Linked DNA regions of Homo sapiens: region 2 is linked to region 1. The links are chromatin loops, found by intact Hi-C in ENCODE. Cell type or tissue: adrenal gland. All regions are shown on one strand. Each heading gives the region's core, and the rest is flanking DNA. Links, peaks and the distances in the headings are about the cores only. Region 1 has its middle 29 kb from the start of MAT1A. Region 2 overlaps ANXA11 (annexin A11).

What was found. Hi-C counts contacts between places; a loop is a spot of excess contacts. Peaks named below come from ENCODE experiments on the same cell type or tissue, not always from the same donor. Only the 100,000 strongest peaks of a DNase experiment are listed, where the experiment ranks them.
Region 2: a loop joins it to region 1, with 4 times the contacts of the local background. A loop is called at or near these places in 1 of 110 quality-filtered maps.

What each region holds. Positions count from the first base shown.
Region 1 is chr10:80,255,997-80,265,235 of GRCh38, reverse strand. No RefSeq gene overlaps it. Among named protein-coding and RNA genes, the nearest start is that of MAT1A, 29 kb to the left of the region's middle. RefSeq lists enhancers at 1-410, 411-942, 7,883-8,383, 8,384-8,884 and a silencer at 5,429-5,723. In adrenal gland, for the core only: a CTCF peak has its summit at 4,388 (motif pointing right); no DNase peak of the experiment used is centred there.
Region 2 is chr10:80,194,757-80,203,995 of GRCh38, reverse strand. All of the region lies in intron 1 of ANXA11 (annexin A11), which reads left to right. Among named protein-coding and RNA genes, the nearest start is that of ANXA11, 6.2 kb to the left of the region's middle. RefSeq lists enhancers at 101-180, 681-770, 7,036-8,235, 8,284-8,959, 8,960-9,239. In adrenal gland, for the core only: a CTCF peak has its summit at 3,963; no DNase peak of the experiment used is centred there; H3K4me3 peaks cover 720 bases; H3K27ac peaks cover 4,240 bases.

The sequences.
Region 1 (9,239 bases), core at 1,497-6,496:
ATATACATGTATATTTTTAATTATATATTTCAGGTATTTTGTGGACAGGGATTTTAAGCTTTCCTTAGGGAAGCAACTGACAAGAGAGAACAAGAAAGTGTGAATTCTGAGGAAGGGCAAGGGATGGTTTTGGGCCTCATCACTCACTCACTCACTCACTCACCTGTTCCTTCCTTCCGCGGCATTCCTTCCCTCCTTCCACTGAGAACCAAGCCGCCCCAGGCCCGCCCCGGACCCCTGGGGCCTGCGGTAAGGAGTGCAGTTATTTTGTGTGGACATATGTGCTCCACGCCAGCAGCCGGAGGAAGCCTTCCAGGCAGAGAGAACAGGGAGCGCTCAGGATGGGGAGAGTGCTCTGGGGCCACAGGAGGGGGTTCAGCAGAGGGCAGGGTGGAGGGTGTGATTCTATTGTCGCTGTGCCCCCACGCCTCTCCAGTGATAGTCTGCCCTGTTGCCAGGCACGGGTGTGGTTCTGGGCAGACCGTGGTCAGTGGTCTCAGTGTTTCGGCCCAGCTGGCCATGGTGGCTGCAAGAAGCTCTGCAGCAGCCTGGGAAATGGGGGAGGACCTTCAGCCTCGCGTGAGCTGCTTTATTGGTGAACCCAGCAGACTCCATGGAGCTTGAGGCAGAAGCAGGTGAGCACAAGTTTTGCTCGGCCTGGATCACCCTGGGAGGTGGTGAGGGTGTCATGGTATGCGTGTGGTGAAAGTTCTCTTGTTTTTGACAGACTTGTTTAACCAGGGGATGAAAGACATTCTGTGCAGAGATCAGGGACGTGCCACTGCAGTCCAGCAGTAGTTCAGTGGAATGTAAAACCCTCACCGAGTTTCACCTCGAGACAGAGGAGGTCAAAGCCCAGGAGTGCCTGCTGCCCTGGATGGGTCCAGCTTGTGATCTGGAGTTACAGAAGGTGACTTGAGGCTCTTGAAGAAAAGCTGGAGGGAACTGTTTCTTATTCTCAAAGCCAGATTCTGTGTCTCGAATGGAAACTCATGATCATTGGTGGAGAGCATGGGAGGCTGAAAGAAACCTCATCATCTCCAGACAAGAGGCACAGTCCCGAGGCAAGGAAAACGGACACAGTGATTCCCCGAGTTTCTGGACATGGATCCTCAAGCAGCTGATAACCCAGATGGAGCGTGATTGGGGGCATTTGCCCTCTGACCTCCAGGCGTGGACGCAGCCTCCTCTGACACTCCCCTCCCTTTATACCCCACCTCAGCTGCCAGCCTTTCCTCTGCCCTCTTCCCCTCCATTCCCAGAGCCTATGTTTCCAGTGAACTCAAATGTGGAGTTCATGGGAAGGAGACATCCTCTTCTGTCCCCTTCTCCAGGAAGCCTGGGTGAACTCCTGAGCCAGCTTCCATGAAGGGCTGCTTTCCTCCTTATCCCCACTCAGGGGCTGGAGCCCCCACCCAGAAAATGGGAAAGAGTTGCTTTCTGGCTTCTCATTGAGCCACCACATGATCCTGCCAGTCCAAATGCCCAATTACCACCAGGCCCTACATAATTTCTCAAATTTTCCCAAATGTATTTTTGAATTATTTATGAGGGGGCTTCAAAAAGTTCATGGAAAATGTGTATTATGAAAAAACTGTGCATGGACTTCAAATTTTTTTTACACCAAAATAAACTCACACTAACTTGTTATAATATTTCTGAATAGGGTCTAGTTTGAGGCACTGAGAAGGATCAGAGATTGGCTTGATAAGAGCACCTACCAGAGCAACATGAATTCTGTGAAAATTGAAGTAAAAACAAACATTAAATTCATGGTGAAGCTTGGGTGGAAGAATGGTGAAGTCATGGATGCTTTACCAAAAGTTTATGGGGACAACATCCCCCCCCCCAAAAAAATCAGCAGTTCACAAATGGAAAACACATTTTAAGAAAGGAAGAGATTTGAGACCAGCCTGGCCAACATGGTGAAACCTCATCTCTTCTAAAAATACAACAATTAGCTGGGTATGGTGGCATGCACCTGTAATCCCAGCAACTTGGGAGGCTGAGGTAGGAGAATCACTTGAACCCGTGAAGCAGAGGTTGCAGTGAGCTGAGATCATGTCACTGCACTCCAGTCTGGGTGACAGAGCAAGACTCCATCTCAAAAAAAAAACAACAACAAAAAAAAACCACAAGATTATGTGGAAGATGAAGTCCACAGCGGTAGACCATCCATATCAATTTGTAAGGAAAAATATTCATCTTCTTCATGCCATAATTGAAGAGGATCAATGATGAACAGCAGAAAAAGACCCAACACCATGGACAGATCAACTGCAGACAGGAGGGGAGATTTAGATGAAAATTTTAAACAAGTGGGATTAAGATCCTGAAGCATTTCTTCAAAGAATTGTAACAGGAGATGGAACTTGGCTTTCCCAGTACAATGCTGAAGACAAAGCACAATCAGAGCAATGGCTACCAAGAAGCAGAGGTGACCTAGTCACAGCAAAAGCAGACAGGTGAAGAGCAAAGGTCAGGGCAACAATTTTCAGTGATGCTCAAGGCATTTTGCTTGTTGACTTTCTGGAAGGCCAAAGAACAGTGACATATGCTTATTACGAGTGTTTTGAGAGAATCACAGCTTTAGGAGAAAAATGCCCAAGAAAGCTCCACCAGAGAGTTCTCTATCATGACAATGATCCTGCTCATTCCTCTCATCAAACAAGGTCAATTTTGCGAGTTTCAATGGGAAATCACTAGGTATCCACCTTACAGTCCTGATTTGGCTCCTTATGACTTCTTTTTGTTTCCTAATCTTAAGAAATTATTTAAAGGAGACCCGTTTTTCTCCATTTAATAATGTAAAAAAGACTGCCTTGACATGGTTAAATTCCCAGGATCCTCAGTTCTTTGGAGATGGACAAAATGGACGATATCATCACTTACAAAAGTGTCTTGACCTTGATAGAACTTGAGAGAAATAAAGTTTATATTTTTTATTCTTGTCTTTTAATTTCATTTTCCCACAAACTTTTAAAAGTCCCTTATATTTGTTTTTAATTTAAAAGCCTCTTTTATATGTGCTTTACTTTTCCTCAAATGATACATCAATAGTATTATACATATATGAATAAAATTTGGTAAATAATGGTTATTTAAATTATTCTCATTATAAGTTCTAGAAAACAGAAGGAGTTAATTTTAATTTTATGATGTAGTCCATTATTTCCAAAACTATGCTATTATCTGGGAGCATTTCGACCACCAGAAACATTTGAAATATCAGAACACTTCCTCTCTGCCAATGCTTCTGTGTTGCTCAGTGATAAGACAACAGTGGAGGCTAGTTGTCAGTCTCCATAAATGTAAAAGAATGGTTTGACTGTGCTGACATTCTAAAGGGTAGGTGGCTCCTGGTCTGGGCCCAGCAGGGCTGCTGCCCCCTGGCTGTAAGGGTCCTGGCCAGAGCTGGACTGAGCTTAGCTGTTCAAGGCAATGAGAGGTTGGTACAGGCTGGGATTCCTCTTCACCAGCGCATCTGGCTTACTGGGCCCTCAGATTCTTCATTTGGGGTAAAAAGCCTGCCCCAGTGTCATCACCATCTGTACAATGCGTGTGCTAAAGGCCTCAGGGCAGCCTGGGCGAAGCGCTGGGGTGTCTGCAGCTTGAGGACTAGGGGTTGGGATGCCATGCTGAGCCAGGATCAAGCCTGCCCAGGGATAGATATGCACACCTTATAGGTAAAAAGCAAGGCTGGATCCTCAGGGTGATATAGTGAGCAGTCCTAGGACCTGAGGTTCAGACCAGGTCCACCTTGCAGTGTGAAAGGCCAGGTGAGCCTGACCAGGCTGGGCCTGGTCCGTAACTGTGGTCATTGTGGACCGAACACACTCTGGCATCTTCAGGGAAACCTGAACAGAGATTCTGGGGTCAGGGGGAACAAGGTTTGAAGCAGGCTCTAGAATCTTCAGGCCATGCGACTTCTGAAAAGCTGTGGAACCTCACTGAGCCCCAGTTTCCCTAGCTGTTACAAGGGAATGAAGATGGACCGTGCCTTGCAGTGAGCTTGGGAGGGATATGGTAGACAGAAAGGGTCTAGCTAGTGCCTAGGACCTAGCAAGTGCTCAGCAATGGATAGTGCTTCACATCAGCCTTCTCCAGGGGCACAGAACTGAGCTGGCCTCTGTGGACAAATGAGGATGAGACAGTTAGAACAGCCCTGAAAAAAGATGAAGACTGTTCCTGTCAGACCAGGCCTTTGGGAAGCAGGGGAAGTACAGGAGAATTCATGCAGATACAGCCTTGGAGACACAGAGAATTAAAATTATGCCTCCCGTCCTATCTTGGCACCTGATACAAAGCAGCTCTCCGTGAATGAGGAATGAATGAACAGGGAGAGTGATGTGTGACATTTATTTGCCCATCCTTCAATTGGCTGCAGTTTTTAATTCAGCCAGTAGAGGGCAGAGGTGGCTCGCGCATTCCCTGTGGACAGAGGAGGGGGTTCCAGGGAGTTCTGTGTGTTCCCATGGGGGATAATAAGCCTCAGGGCTCAGGGACCCCCATCCCTCACCAGGAGGCCGTTCAGAGCCCCCGAGAGATCAAGACTCTCCCCAGCTTTCCATCTCTCTGAACAGGGCAGGCCAGTTGGGACAGACACTCTGACCAGGTTTCCGGGGGCCTTGGTGTGCCTGCGCCCCATCTTGTCTCAGGGACTGCTCTGCCTTTCTCCTTTGTTCGGGGCGGGGGGACCTTTTTTGTTTTTTTTTTGAAACAGAGTTTCGCTCTGTTGCCCAGGCTGGAGTTCAGTGACGCAATCTCGGTTCACTGCAACCTCCACCTCCCGGGTTCAAGCAATTCTCCTGTCTCAGCCTCCGAGTAGCTGGGATTACAGGCACCCCCCGCCACCTTGCCTGGCTAATTTTTGTATTTTTAGTGGAGATGGGGTTTCGCCATGTTGTCCAGGCTGATTTCGAACTCCTGACTTCAGGTGATCCGCCCGCCTCGGCCTCCCAAAGTGCTGGGATTACAGGCATGAGCCACTGTGCACAGCCTTTTGGGGAGTACTTTTCTTAGGCGGAAAGGATAATGCACATGAGTGCTTATCCCATGCCGTTCCTGCAACCAGTGTCTGTCAGCTGGGAGCTAGCTGTTTATGCCTGTTTTACAGACGTAAGAACTGAGGCCCATTGCAGGGTCACCGTTATCAATAAGGAGCAGAGCCTGGTTAAGCATGGAGTGAAATTTTGTGTGAATATGCGTTCTTTGTATTTCCCCTGCCCCTTGGCTTGGATGCTAATGGCTGGTTACCTTGATGAAGGAAGGAAAAGGGTGGCTGGCTCTTCCTCCGGTGGTAGAGAGAGGGATGGCTGCCATCAGGCTCCACTGACCCAGAAACAGTTTTTTGGGGGGCCAAAATGCTCCTCTTTTTGGGAGAGGGTTGTGGGATTGGATGCCAACCTTTGCATGGCACCTTGAAGAGCCTTTCTGCTTGAGGACACTAGCCCATGTCCCGCCTGTGGCAGAGACTCCCACCTCCCAGGGCGCTGTAATGCTCTGTTTAAGACTGACCTGTCTACCTTGACTACAGTGGACCTGTAGGTGGGTGCAGGCCTCATGACAGATGCAGCAAAGCCACATCAAAGTGTAGATCAGCTCTCTGCTGGCCTCTTGCTTCCCTCCAGCTCAGTAGTGGGTTTCTGCGTTAGTGCACTGCTCCCTTCTCTGGTTCATTTTTTTTTTTTTTTTTGAGATGGAGTCTTGCTCTGTCACCCAAGCTGGAATGCAGTGACGCAATCTCGGCTCACTGCAACCTCCGCCTCCTGGATTCAAGTGATTCTCCTGCCTCAGCCTCCTGAGTAGCTGAGATTACAGGCACACACTACCATGCCCAGCTAATTTTTGTATTTTTAGTACAGACAGGATTTTGCCATGTTGGCCAGGCTGGTCTTGAGCCCCTGACCTCAGGTGATCCACCTGCTTCAGCCTCCCAGAATGCTAGGATTATAGGTGTGAGCCACCGCGCCTGGCCCCCAGGTTCATATTTATCCCTAACATGTGTCCTCGAGTAGCTGTGTGCTACTGGGCCCTATAGGGAAGAGCCAGCTGGCCCTGTCCTATCTTCCACAGGTCATATGAGCTGAGGCTCTTAATCCTCCTCCTTCTACACTCCTGTTGTTCCTAGGACCAGGATGGATGCCGATAGGGATTTCATACAGATTCCTTGTTTGTCCTGTGGATGTTTGCAGGGCCATGGGCAGACAGAGCCAGGGCAGTGGGCACAGCCCCAAGAAGAGTGATGCTGGGTTACCTGGATGAGGCTTTGTGGTGGGAGCAGACATGGCTAGTGGCCAGTGTCTCCGCTGTGGTCACTTGCCATAGTTGCACTCCAGCAGGCCCAAAGGTCCTTTGTGAAGGTCCCTCCAGGCCTGGCTTCTGTCTCATGGCCTTGCGTAGTGTGTGGTCCACAGCACAGTCCATGACCCTTGGGAATATCCATCCCAAGGGTATATGTATAACACAAAAGATGGCAGCAATAAGCCCAAATATTTCTGTTATCCTTATCAATGTGAACTAATTAAACTCATAAATTAGAAGTAGAAACGGGGTTTCACCATGTTGGCCAGGCTGGTCTCAAACTCCTGACCTCAGGTAATCCACCTGCCTCGGCCTCTCCAAGTGCTGGAATTAAAGGTGTGAGTCACTGTGCCCAGCCAATTTTATTCTTTTAGTTTTCAGATGTTTGGCCAGGTGTCTGAGCACCCTGCATTGAGATGCTTCCTTTGTCCCATTCTCTATTTCTGTATGGATTTCTGTCTACATCTGGACTTGCTCTTCTATTATATTTATCTGTCTGTCCATACATACACATTTACTACACTGTTTTAATAAATGAAGCTTCATAACTGAATTGCCTTTAATAAATGGTACCAGCTCCAATACCAATTATAGCAGAAAACATGGTCCCCTGTATTAGGTATTTGAGAGCAAGATGGATGATCTGGGTGCTCGAGCTGAGAGAATTTCTTTCCCTATGCCAGGCCTCCTTTTTACTCTTAGAGGCAGGTACCCCATTTTATAGATACAGAAAGTGAGGTGAGGTCAAGGAAGGTCAGTTCCCAACTGTGCCAGCTCTGAATTTTGCAGGGTTTAGGAGCACCCAACCTCATATGCCTATTTGTGGATGAGAAAACTGGTTCTGGGTGGAGATAGAGACATGTGGAAAAGACAGATCTGATGATGCATTATCACTCAACCACTCACTCATTCACCACTTCACCCCAGCACAGACTGACCGTGTGCTAAGGCCAAGCCCTGCACTGGGGCAGAGAAGGGGCTGCTCCGTCCCCTGGGATCTCACGGTGGGCTGGAGGGAAAGGCGAGGAAGCACTGAGGGACAGGAGGGAGGAACTGTGGTGGGAATAGAGGGAGGAACGGGGCTGTGGGCCCCCACAGTGGGGCCTCATGGTCTTAGCCTGGGCCCCCCTTCCAATGCTGAAAGTAGGGCAGGTGCCCAGGACTTTGCAGCAGGAGGACTATTTCGAAAAGTGAATCCAGGGAGCAGAGTGAGGGTCTGGGAAAGTAAAGGAGGAGAAAAAAGCTAAGGGTATACTGTAGAGATGACCACATTGAAGGCAACTGAGGCTTAACCCAGTGTGATCTCTAGGACAGCATCTAGAAAGTGCATCATGGCCAGGCGCGGTGGCTCACGCCTGTAATTCCAGCACCTTGGGAGGCTGAGGCAGGCAGATCACCCGAGGTCAGGAGTCTGAGACCAGCCTGACCAATACGGTGAAACCCCGTCTCTACTAAAAATAGAAAAATTAGCTGGGCATGGTAGCGGGTGCCTGTAATCCCAGCTACTCGGGAGGCTGAGGTGGGAGAATTGCTTGAACCCAGGAGGCGGAGGGGGCAGTGAGCCGAGATCACACCACTGCACTCCACCCTGGGTGACAGAGCGAGATACTGTCTTAAGAAAAAAAAAGAAAGAAAGAAAAAGAAAGAAGGAAAGAAAGTGCATCAGACTGTGCATGTCTCTCTCTCAGTGAAAAAGGGAGAAGCATTTAACTCCATGTTCCTGTCTCCATTGGTTGAGGGCTGTCCTGTGGGAACAGGGCAGGAATCCACCCGGGGTATGTGGATCTGGTGACAGCCAGCATGTGTGGACTGTTTGCCAGAGCTGTGGCTGGAATCTGGAGCCAGGTGAGAACAGATGAGGCTGGACAAAGGGTCTCAGCCTGGTTCCCAGGTATGGGACTTGACAGCCACCTAGCTGGCCAGGATGGGAAATGCAGCAGGGACCAGGCAGCGAGGGAGGCTGCTGGGATCCCCACCCCACAGAGGAGGCAAACCTGAGACAGGGCAGCCCTTTCCCCTGGAAGTCCTTGCTTCAGGGACAGACCCAGAGGCTCCACACAGCAACCCAGCCACAAGGGAGGCCTGCGTGTCCCCATGTGATGGGCTTTCATGGCGCTGGGCCTTAAGGAGGTCACAGCCTTGGAGTGCAAGAACTCCCATGGCTCCTGAGTCCCAGGACTACCTGCCTTTGCTGTCCCCTCACCCAGGCCATCTGCCCCCCTCCACCTCCTGCAGGCTCACCCTTTTGTTCCCTGCTTTCTCTTTCTCTGCTTCTCTCTGCCTCCCTCTTTGTCCTTCCTTTCTCTCTGTGACCCTGTCCTCAACAACTCTTTCCCTACCTCTATTGTGCTGTTTCTCTGTGATTCTCTCCAGCCTCCTCTCCCTGTCTCAGTCCTCTCCATCTCTCTTGTTTCCTGTCTTCATTCCTCTCTTCTCTGTCTTTTTTTCTCTGCCTTTCCCTCCGTGTGTGGATCACTGGCCAGCTCTCTGGACATCTCCCTCCCTCCAACTCCCTTGGTTCTCACTGTGGGTCCTTCTGTCTTTGTCTCTTCCAGCTTTCCTTTTCTCCCCCTGGGCCCAAATCAACTTCTCTCCATGACTCCATCCTCCCATCTCCATCTCTCTCTCTCTCTCTCCTCACCTTCCACCTTCTCTCTCTCTCCCTTCTCTCTTTCTCTCACTGTTTCAACCCCTCTCTCTCTATCCTCCTTGTCTTTCTCCTTCTCTCTGTCCTTCCCCTCCCTCTCTCATCCCTTCTCTCTCTTCTCTCTGCCTGTCTCATCCTCTGACTGAACTCACCCCTGCGTTCTCTACTCCTCTCCAGTCCTGCTCAGTGAGCCTCTCACCACCGACCTCTGCCTATCACACAATTTAAAAATTACAGGAAGATGGTGGGGGGCACAGGACTTATGGAGAAATGTCTACACCCAGCTCAA
Region 2 (9,239 bases), core at 1,335-6,334, 61 kb after region 1:
ATCCCAGATGGGTGTCACCCACATTAGCCATAAAGTGTGTGAGGCAGGCCTGGGTCATAAATAATCAGGTGTAAGGGTCAATAAATAGTAGCAGTGGAAGGTTCAGCTAAAGTTGAAATGCACTTCTCCTGAACCGTCTTTCTGGCTTAGCTCATGCTAAGCTCATGCTCTCTGTCTTACTGGAATGCCCTCCCTCCCCTGTCTGGCCTAGCATTCTCCACCCTCCTGGGAGCCATCCGGGTGCCTGCTCCCAGCAGGAGGGACGGGATATGCTCTGAGCTCACTCAGCCCTTCTGGCACTGACTCGGTTCTCATCTCTCGCCTTGCATAGTATTTGTGTGGCGGTGTGGCTTATCGCTGCCCTGTCCTCTGACTCTGGAGGGTGGGGGCTGTTTCTGACTTACCTCTTGGTGGCAGCACTCAGGATGGGCCTTGCCTAATGTAGGTGCTCAGAAAATTAGTTGTCGTTAGTTGAACAACAGAGACAGCACAGGGAAGTGGTTTCCCTGTGGTTAAAATATAGGACCTTGAAGGCTGGGTTTGGATAGAGAAACGTGGGGAGGGTGAGATGGAGATGAATTGGGACTAAGAGGTGGGAGTGGAAGCCTCACCTGACGCCTTTATGCATGATACTATAGAAAGGGCCCACCCTGGGTGGATGTGTCTAGAAGGCCAGGATCGATTAGTGATGCCTAGTTCACGTGATTGGGGAGGTGATGTGTGGCTTGGGATGACAGGAGTGGGAGTTGAGACAGAATAGGTTAGTGTGGGTTCTTCTTGGAAATTGTAGAATAGAGAAAAGAAACTGGTGTGGGCAGGAGCTGAATGTGGAACCAAAATGCATGCTGAATGCTGGAACATCAGAGGTCCTGGGACCTTTCTGGTGCACCCCCTCCTTCCTCCTGGATTCACCCCTCTTCTTCTGCTGTCTTTTTTTTTTTTTTTTTTTTTGAGACAGATTTCGCCCTGTCACCCAGGCTGGAGTGCAGTGATGCAATCTTGGCTCACTGCAACCTCCGCTCCCTGGGTTTAAATGATTCTCCTCCCTTGGCCTCCCGAGTAGCTGGGATTACAGGCATGCACCACCATGCCCGGCTAATTTTTGTATTTTTAGTAGAGACGGGGCTTCACCATGTTGGCCAGGCTGGTCTTGAACTCCTGACCTCAGGTGATCTGCCTGCCTCAGTCTCCCAAAGTGCTGGGATTACAGGCATGAGTCACCGTGCCCGGCCTCCTCTCTCTTCTTAGCCACTGTTTTCCCCCGTAAGCCTGAAGCAGTTCCTGGCACTTGTTCCCATGGGGAAGCGTCTGTGTAAGGGTATGCTTCACCAGCACTGCCAAGGAAGTAGACTTTTCACTTTCTCTGGATTTTTCTCTGCAACACCCTCTGATCCCATTGCCCCCAGAATAGTAGGAATTTTGAGTGATACCTAGATAGGAAAGCTCTTAGGATTAATGAAGAAACTGAGATTTTCTTGGTGGGAGTTTGTGCTTTTAAAGGGAGTTGTTGCAATTCAATGGAACTCTGTAATAACCACTGAAACTGTTACACATTAGGCTTACTGACCCTATCTCCTATAACCCATGAAATAAAGACCTGATAGTCACATAGTTGTTTGCTATTTGGGAGGATCCTAAAAGTACAGCCTGAACAGTGACCCAAACCACAGCTGGCCTTGCCCATGCTGATGTGAGGAAGGAATGGGTGGGGGCAACTAAGAAATTGGGGGACAGAGTTCTCTGTGCTAGGTATCCTAGGACAAGCCACCCAGCCACACAGAGACCCCCCGCTTCCCCCCCACAGAACAGTTCTGGATGATAAAATGCCTGCCTGGAATGGAGAATCAGATGAGAAGATGTTTGCAAAGGGGTTTGAGATCAGTTAGCGGGTGGTGATGACAATGTTGATACCGTGGGTGTGTGACTGCCAGGAGCTGTGAAGCAGAGGGTGGAGTGTGCGGTGGTCAAAGCCTGGTTCTGGGATCTCTAGCTTTCCAGGGGCTTAGGCTCCGCCTTAGCAGAAAAGAAGGAAAGGAAATTGAGAAGGAAGTCAGGTGTCCCCTGCCCCTCACACTTGGGGATGGCTGACTTGGAGGACATGAGATGGGGGAAATCTGAGTGAGGGCAGAGAAGAGAAATGTGGAGGCTGCTCACAGGGAGGCTAGGGAGCATATGGCATATCCAGCCTGGGGAGTGGCACCACTGGGGGAAAGGGTGCGTGTGACAGTGGGGAAGGAGTGGTGATAACAGATGTGAGCTTGCTGTGTCCACTAAAAAGGTCACGGCTATTTTTAGGAAGTAGGTGACAAGGCATGTTCCTGTAGAACTGCTTATTACTGAGAACCCACTGTTGGCCTCGCCCTGCGTGGTGTGCTTAAAAGGAGAGACCGCCCCCACTCACCCTAGAGTCATCCACCTGGTGTCCCTGAGACATGGGACACTGGATGAGGACCAGGTTTGGAGGATGAAGAAGATCATGTATTTGGTTTTGGACATGTTGTGTTTGAGGTGTCTTTGAGATACCAAATAAGCTGGTGGGTCTGGGGCTCAGGAGGCGTCTTGGCTAGACAGACATTTGTCTAGGTTGTGTTTGTATTTGAAGTCATGGGCACAGCGAGATTGAAGAACTCACCTCGAACAGCTGAGTAAAGGAAGATGAGCCTATAAAGGACCCAGAAAAAGAGCGACCTGAGAGGGGCCCAGAAAGCCAGGACAGAGTTGTATCCCAGGGGCCAGGGTGAGTCTGCTTCGTGGGATGGAGTGGTCAGCTTGGCATCGCGGCTGTGGTGAGTGATATGGAGGAGATGTGGCTGCCTTCACTGCTTTGGTGGGATGATGTGAGCAGAAGCGAGGTTGGAGTGAATGGGTGAGGAGTAGCAGGACGTGAGGATCTGATGATAGACAGGCTCTGAAATGTTGGCTTTGAAGGCGAAGAGGACGTCGTTGAGGGAGTGTTTGATTCTGTTGCCTCGATTTACCCTCCTGCTCCCTTTCCAATCCCAGAAGGGAACATGTGGATGGCCTGCCACTGACATCCCTCCCCACGGCGCTCCGTGCTCAGGCAGACCTAGGTACCTGCAAGGGTTTGCTTCTTTCACAAAGTGGATTCATTCTCATGAATGAATGAATGAGTGAATGAAGCATGTTGCCCAGGTTGGTCTCAAAGCCCTGGCCTCAAGCAATCCCCCCGCCCCGCCTCAGCCTCCCAAAGTGCTGGGATTACAGGAGTGAACCACTGCACCTGGCTGGTATTAAATTTTCTTTGTGGCCAACTGCATGATAAATATTAACATGTTTCATGGGCGTGAAAGGAGAAAATAGGTCCTCTGCGGGACGCTGACTTTAGATAGATCTCTTAACTTCAGTTACCCTTATATCCCTGCTTGCCTGGCTGTCAGATTCTGAGAGGTATAACAAAAACTCTCACTGTAGTTTTTTAAAGTCCAGCTCTACTTATATTTGTGGGAGTTCTAGCCTTTTGAGTTTGGCTTTCGTGTTTCATGTATATAGGCTTATCAAGCTGATCTTCCTACCTGTCATTTGCTGGTTATTTAATGCCTTTGGTCTTTGGTCTTAAATTCCATATTGTCTGTGTTTTAGGAGAATACATGGCCAAGGATCTGGGAGAATCTCTTTTCTTTACAGTCTTAAAATTAATAAATAAGTGCATTTTATAAGATAATAAGTGAAAGGCTCAGAAATTTAAATGCAGGCATCAGAGGACATTCAAGCCATGCCCCTTTAGCTTCTGTTCAGGCTCACATGGAGCGGTTAGTAATCAGGTCTCACTGATGACCATGAGCTCCCTGTCCTTGGCTGTCCTAATGGTTCCCATGATAGCCAGATTTTTAGGAGGGGTGGATAAAATGAGATTTGCGTGCAAACTCCTGGGACGTTGCCTGGGAACCTCTTCTCTCACTTTGCAATTCCTGCCCCTTCCTGTAGGTCCAAGAAGCGGACTGCTCTGCCTCTCATTTACGCATTTCCTTCCTCATTCCAGACAGCAAGATGAGTTTTTGACAGAGTAGCCAGTACAAACACTTCTCAGGGCCAGAAGTCAGAAAGACGCGGGCCCCAAGTCATAAGCTCATCTCTGTGCTTGTGTTTTAAGCCACATAAACTGTCTCAGCGGGCTGGACTAGGCTATGCCTTGTTGTACCCTGAGATCCTAGTGAGTAGTTCTCCAAGTACTGTGTTTACAGATAAAGGCAAATGCCAGAGAGAAATGGCTGGAAAAACCCCTTGGCTTGCTAAGGCAGGATTATCGAAAAGTCTTCAACATATATGTTTTTAAATTTTACATATTTTTTCATTTTTATTTATTTTGAGACCAGACTAATTTTTGTATTTTTGGTAGAGATGGGGTTTTGCCATGTTGCCCAGGCTGGTCTCAAACTCCTGGGCTCAAGTAATCTGCCCACCTCAGCTTCCCAAAGTGCTGGGATTACGGACATGAGCCACTGCACCCAGCCAACCACTGTGCCCAGCCTATTTTTACTATTAATATTTCCACCTCTGTTTTTCTTTGCATTTATTTGGTATGTCTTTGCCCAACCCTTAGTTTTAAATATTTCTTTCTCACTTAAAAAAGTTTATCTTGGCTGGGCGCGGTAGCTCACGCCTGTAATCCCAGCACTTTAGGAGGCCGAGGCGGGCAGATCACGAGGTCAGGAGATAGAGACCATCCTGGCTAACACGGTGAAATCCCGCCTCTACTAAAAATATAAAAAATTATCCAGGCGTGGTAGCGGGCGCCTATAGTCCCAGCTACTCGGGAGGCTGAGGCAGGAGAATGGCATGAACCCGGGAGGCGGAGCTTGCAGTGGAGCCGAGATCGTGCCACTGCACTCCAGCCTGGACGACAGATCAAGACTTGGTCTCAAAAAAAAAAAAAAAAAAAGTTTATCTTGAAGATGGAATCTTCGTAAATAAAATTTGTTTCTCTTATAATCAGAACGTGGTTGAGGGTGGATGGAGGTTGACAGAAGGCAATGATAACAGCAACAAACCTAATTGCATGGTTTCTGTCTTTGGTAGAGGAATTCTGACTGTTGACATACCAGATATACTTGATTTTATTCTTTGCATCTTGCTTATTACTTATTATACTTGCATGCATTCCTTTCCTGATTTTTGCTGTTGGGTTAAGTTTCTCATCGTCATCTTCCCCACGCCACCTGTATTACGTTTCAGGTTTGGTTGTGAATGAAGAGAGGAGCCCCGTCTCTCTCTCTCTCTCTCTCTCACTCACTCTCTCACTCTTTCTTGAAAAATCAGGGTCGAGGTTAAGTGTGTGTTCCATGAGATTGTCTTGGCACCAGGCTCCTTATGGACTGTTGTCCCTAGCATTCTCAAGGGCTGTGGTTTTCAAACTTGAGCATGTATAAGAACAATCTGGAAGGCTTGTTAAAGCATAGATTCTTGGACTGCACCCTGAATCATTCTAATTTAGGAGGTCTGTGATGGGACCTGAGCACGTTAATTGCTTACAGGCTCCCATATTGTATAATGCCGCCGGGCCACATGTTGGGTAGCACCGTCTAGGTGCCTCCCTTAACTGCATGGCCCAAGACAGCTCACTTTCACATCCCCATGGCAGGCCCTCCTAGCTGCTAGGGGTCTGGAAAGCAGTCCTTAGTGGGGGCTGCTGTGTGCCAGGCTATGGTGTGTTCTGTTACTAAAGCAAGAGAGAACAGATGGTTGAGGAGGACAATCAGAAGTTTCTGGAACACCACCCACTGCTCTCCTGAATTTGAAACTACTACTATGCTTATCAGTCTTGCTGTTGGCTAAGCCTGTGTTCCTCAGGTTAGGAAGTGGGAATGGTTTCTCATGACAGTGGCAAGCCCGCAGGCAGTGCAAGCAAGGCAGCTTCTGTTCCTGTGGGCTGGTGCACAAGCTGGCAAGCTGCTGTGGCTTTGCTGATGCCCCGAGAGTCATCTGCTGCTCCCAGCCGTCAGGTCTGGCATCCGCATACTCCATTGCTGCAGCCACCACCAGATCTTCCAGACCCCATGGGATCGAGGGGCCCCCTCCAAGACCCAGTGGGATAGGGGTTATTTTTTTTTTTTTGAGACGGAGTCTCACTCTGTCGCCCAGGCTGGAGTGCAGTGGCATGATCTCGGCTCACTGCAAGCTCTGCCTCCTGGGTTCACGCCATTCTCCTGCCTCAGACTCACAAGTAGCTGGGACTACAGGCGCCCGCCACTGCGCTTTGCTAATTTTTTTTGTATTTTTAGTAGAGACGGGGTTTCACCATGTTAGCCAGGATGGTCTCGATCTCCTGACCTCGTGATCCTCCCGCCTCGGCCTCCCAAAATGCTGGGATTACAGGTGTGAGCCACCGCGCCCGGCCAGGGGTTATTTTTTTGTGCTACCTCCTCCCAACTTCCCTTCTTCAACCCCAAATATGACACCTAGGTGACTGTTTCTAGGAGAGTTTGAGGGCAGAGGCTATTTGAACCCTGAACTGAGGTGGGGGTGATGTTCGGTCTCCGTGGCTGGTAATATCCTTGAGAGATCAGAGCAGTGGTTGCCAACCCCCATTCTCTGTTGTCATCACACATAGGGAGGGGATCTGGAGAGAAACAGGGTCATAAGGCTCCTATGGAGTGGCTGGTACTTTTCTGAGTGGCTTGATTATATGGGACATTATTTGGGAGGCAGTAGTAACTTTCTTCTCTTTCCGGGGTTTAACCTTTGTATTTCTCAAGTCCATTCTCCAGCCTGAGAAGGTGTGATGGAGCCCAGAAATACGTTGAGTGGTTGGGGACCAGCCTGGTTCATAATGCACTGGCCTGGAAATCCAGAGATGTGGTTCTAGTCATTGTCCTGCCCCCAGCCAGCTCTGAGACCTCAGGCAGAGTCTTTCTGCTCTCTGGGTCTCAGCTCCCACCTCAAATAAAATAAACAGGTTGAATGAAATGATTTCATGAAGGCCCTTTCCAGCTCCAGTATTTTAGGATTCTTATGTAATCCAAATGCTAGTGCACTGGGAATTGACTTTATCTTGAAGAAGTGTCTTTCAGAACCTGCTTGCTCAAGTTCAGCCCCTTGGTGAGGCTCCGGACGCTGCCACTCTCCCAGCCTGCCTTGTCTGGAGTTTCTCCAGGCTGAGCTGCCCCAGGTGCCAGCCCTCAGAGGGGAGGTCTGAGGTGCAGCCTGGCTAATGATTAACATACGCTACAGCTATTTTAGTTCCTGGCATGTGGGTGGGGAGTTGAATGCTTAACAGCACCTGTGTAGGCTTTTTGTTTAGTGCCTGGGAAAATATGGTCAGGGTTGGTGGAGTGCTGCCCTGAGGCTGGCTGGCTGGCTTCGGTGACTTAATGGCACCTGTGACCAGCAAGGGCAGGACATTGGGGCTCTGGAGTGCACGCCCAGGGCCCCCACCCCCTTCTCAGTAGAGCTGGAGATGTTCATACTCCCACTCACATCACTTAAGGTCCTGCCTTGAGGTGGGGGAGAGAGGGGAATGTCCTAGATGTGTCCTCCCTGCCCCCAGAATTCCTGGGGCCTACGTAATAGAGGCTACCGAAACAGGTGCCACCCAGAGAGTGAAAGAAATGAGTCAGAGTCCACCGGGGTTCCTGCCAGTATTCAGTATGTGTCAAGGGCCTCACAGTGCCAGCCCTGTGGCAGGTGGTGGTGGGGGACAGGAAGAGAGGCCTGTCCTACAGCCTGTAGCACTGATGCTCTCATGGGGAGGCCTAGAAAAAAAGTGTCTGGCTCTGGCACTTGGGTGTGTGACCTTTGCATGTCAAGAGTCAGCTCAGCCTTCGTTCCCTTGCTTATAAAATGAGGATGATAATACCTATCCAATAGGAGCATTGTGGAGGTTAATGAGGTAATATATAGGGATGTAATATATGTATCTATCCTAGGAGTTAGAAAAAGGAGAGCTTATTAGAACATTAGAGAACATGGAAAACATTTTAGGACAAGTGCTGTGAGAGTTCCAAGAAGAGTGAGCATTGTGGATAGGAGATCAGGGTGGGCTTCCTGAAAGAGATATGGTATGGTTTGGCTGTGTCCCCACCCAAATCTCGAATTCCCTCGTGTTGTAGAAGAGACTTGGTGGGAGGTAACTGAATGGGGCAGGTCTTTCCTGTGCTATTCTCGTGATAGTGAATAAGTCTCACAAGATCTGATGCTTTTATAAAGGGAAATTTCCCTGCACAAACTCTCTTCTCTTGTCTGCTGCCATGTGAGACGTGCCTTTCACCTTCAGCCATGATTGTGAGGCCTCCCCAGCCACGTGGAACTGTGAGTCCATTAAACCTCTTTCTTTTGTAAATTGCCCAGTCTTGGTTATGTCTTTATCAGCAGTGTGAAAATGGACTAATACAAGGTGGAACTTCATCTGGACTCAGGGAAGGCCAGGAGACAGGAGGTCAGACCAGCTAGAGGGACCACCTAAGCAGAGGTGTCCTGAAAAGGGAAAGTGCTGAGCTGGGCTGGGCTAAGGACATGCATTTTTTGTGCTTCTCTCCATCATGCATGTCCCTGAGGTACCTTCTGTTTTCATGCTGTTCCTCAGTGGCCCAGTGTGAGTGACTCTTGGCTCCAGACTGCTTGACACAGCTTAGGATGCCAGCTGCAGAAGGGTCAGCCCATTCCCAAGTGAAGGTGTTTTCTCCTCCAGAGTGAGCTGCAGGTCCTTGAACTTCCAGTTGCATGCGGCTGACTGGGGACATTGTCACCATCTGAAGAGCAGACCTTGATAAGGGATATTTGGAAAGGTTTCCTGAGGCTTCTAGGTAGAGCAGGGGTGCTCAGCCATTTGGAGCTGGAATATACACTCTGTTAAGTCTCCCAGGCTTGAAGGGGCTGGGCTTCCAGAGTGGTTTGAACAGGCCCCGAGGACTGGCTGATGGGCATCAGGGCCTTTCCGGGAGAGGCTGGGGGACACACTGCTGCCATCACACTCTTCAGTCTTCTTCGCCTCTCTTCCTCAGCCTGTGGTGAGAGACGGGTCTGTGCCGGCCATTCATAAGGAGATGAGATGGCTCATAACACACCAACTGGAAGGGCCCTGGTAAACCTCTACTCCTGTGATCACAAATGCAGATTCCTGCAAGGACAGCCCGGCAGCTGAAGGAGGGAGGGAGGTGCGCAGCTGTTGCCAGCCCTAGCCGAGTGTCACCATGCAGAAATATGGGGCCCTTGTTGCCAGAGCTCCTGTTTTAATATTTTTGAAGGATTTAAGCCAGAGTCTCCCTTTTGCAGCCCTTTCCTCC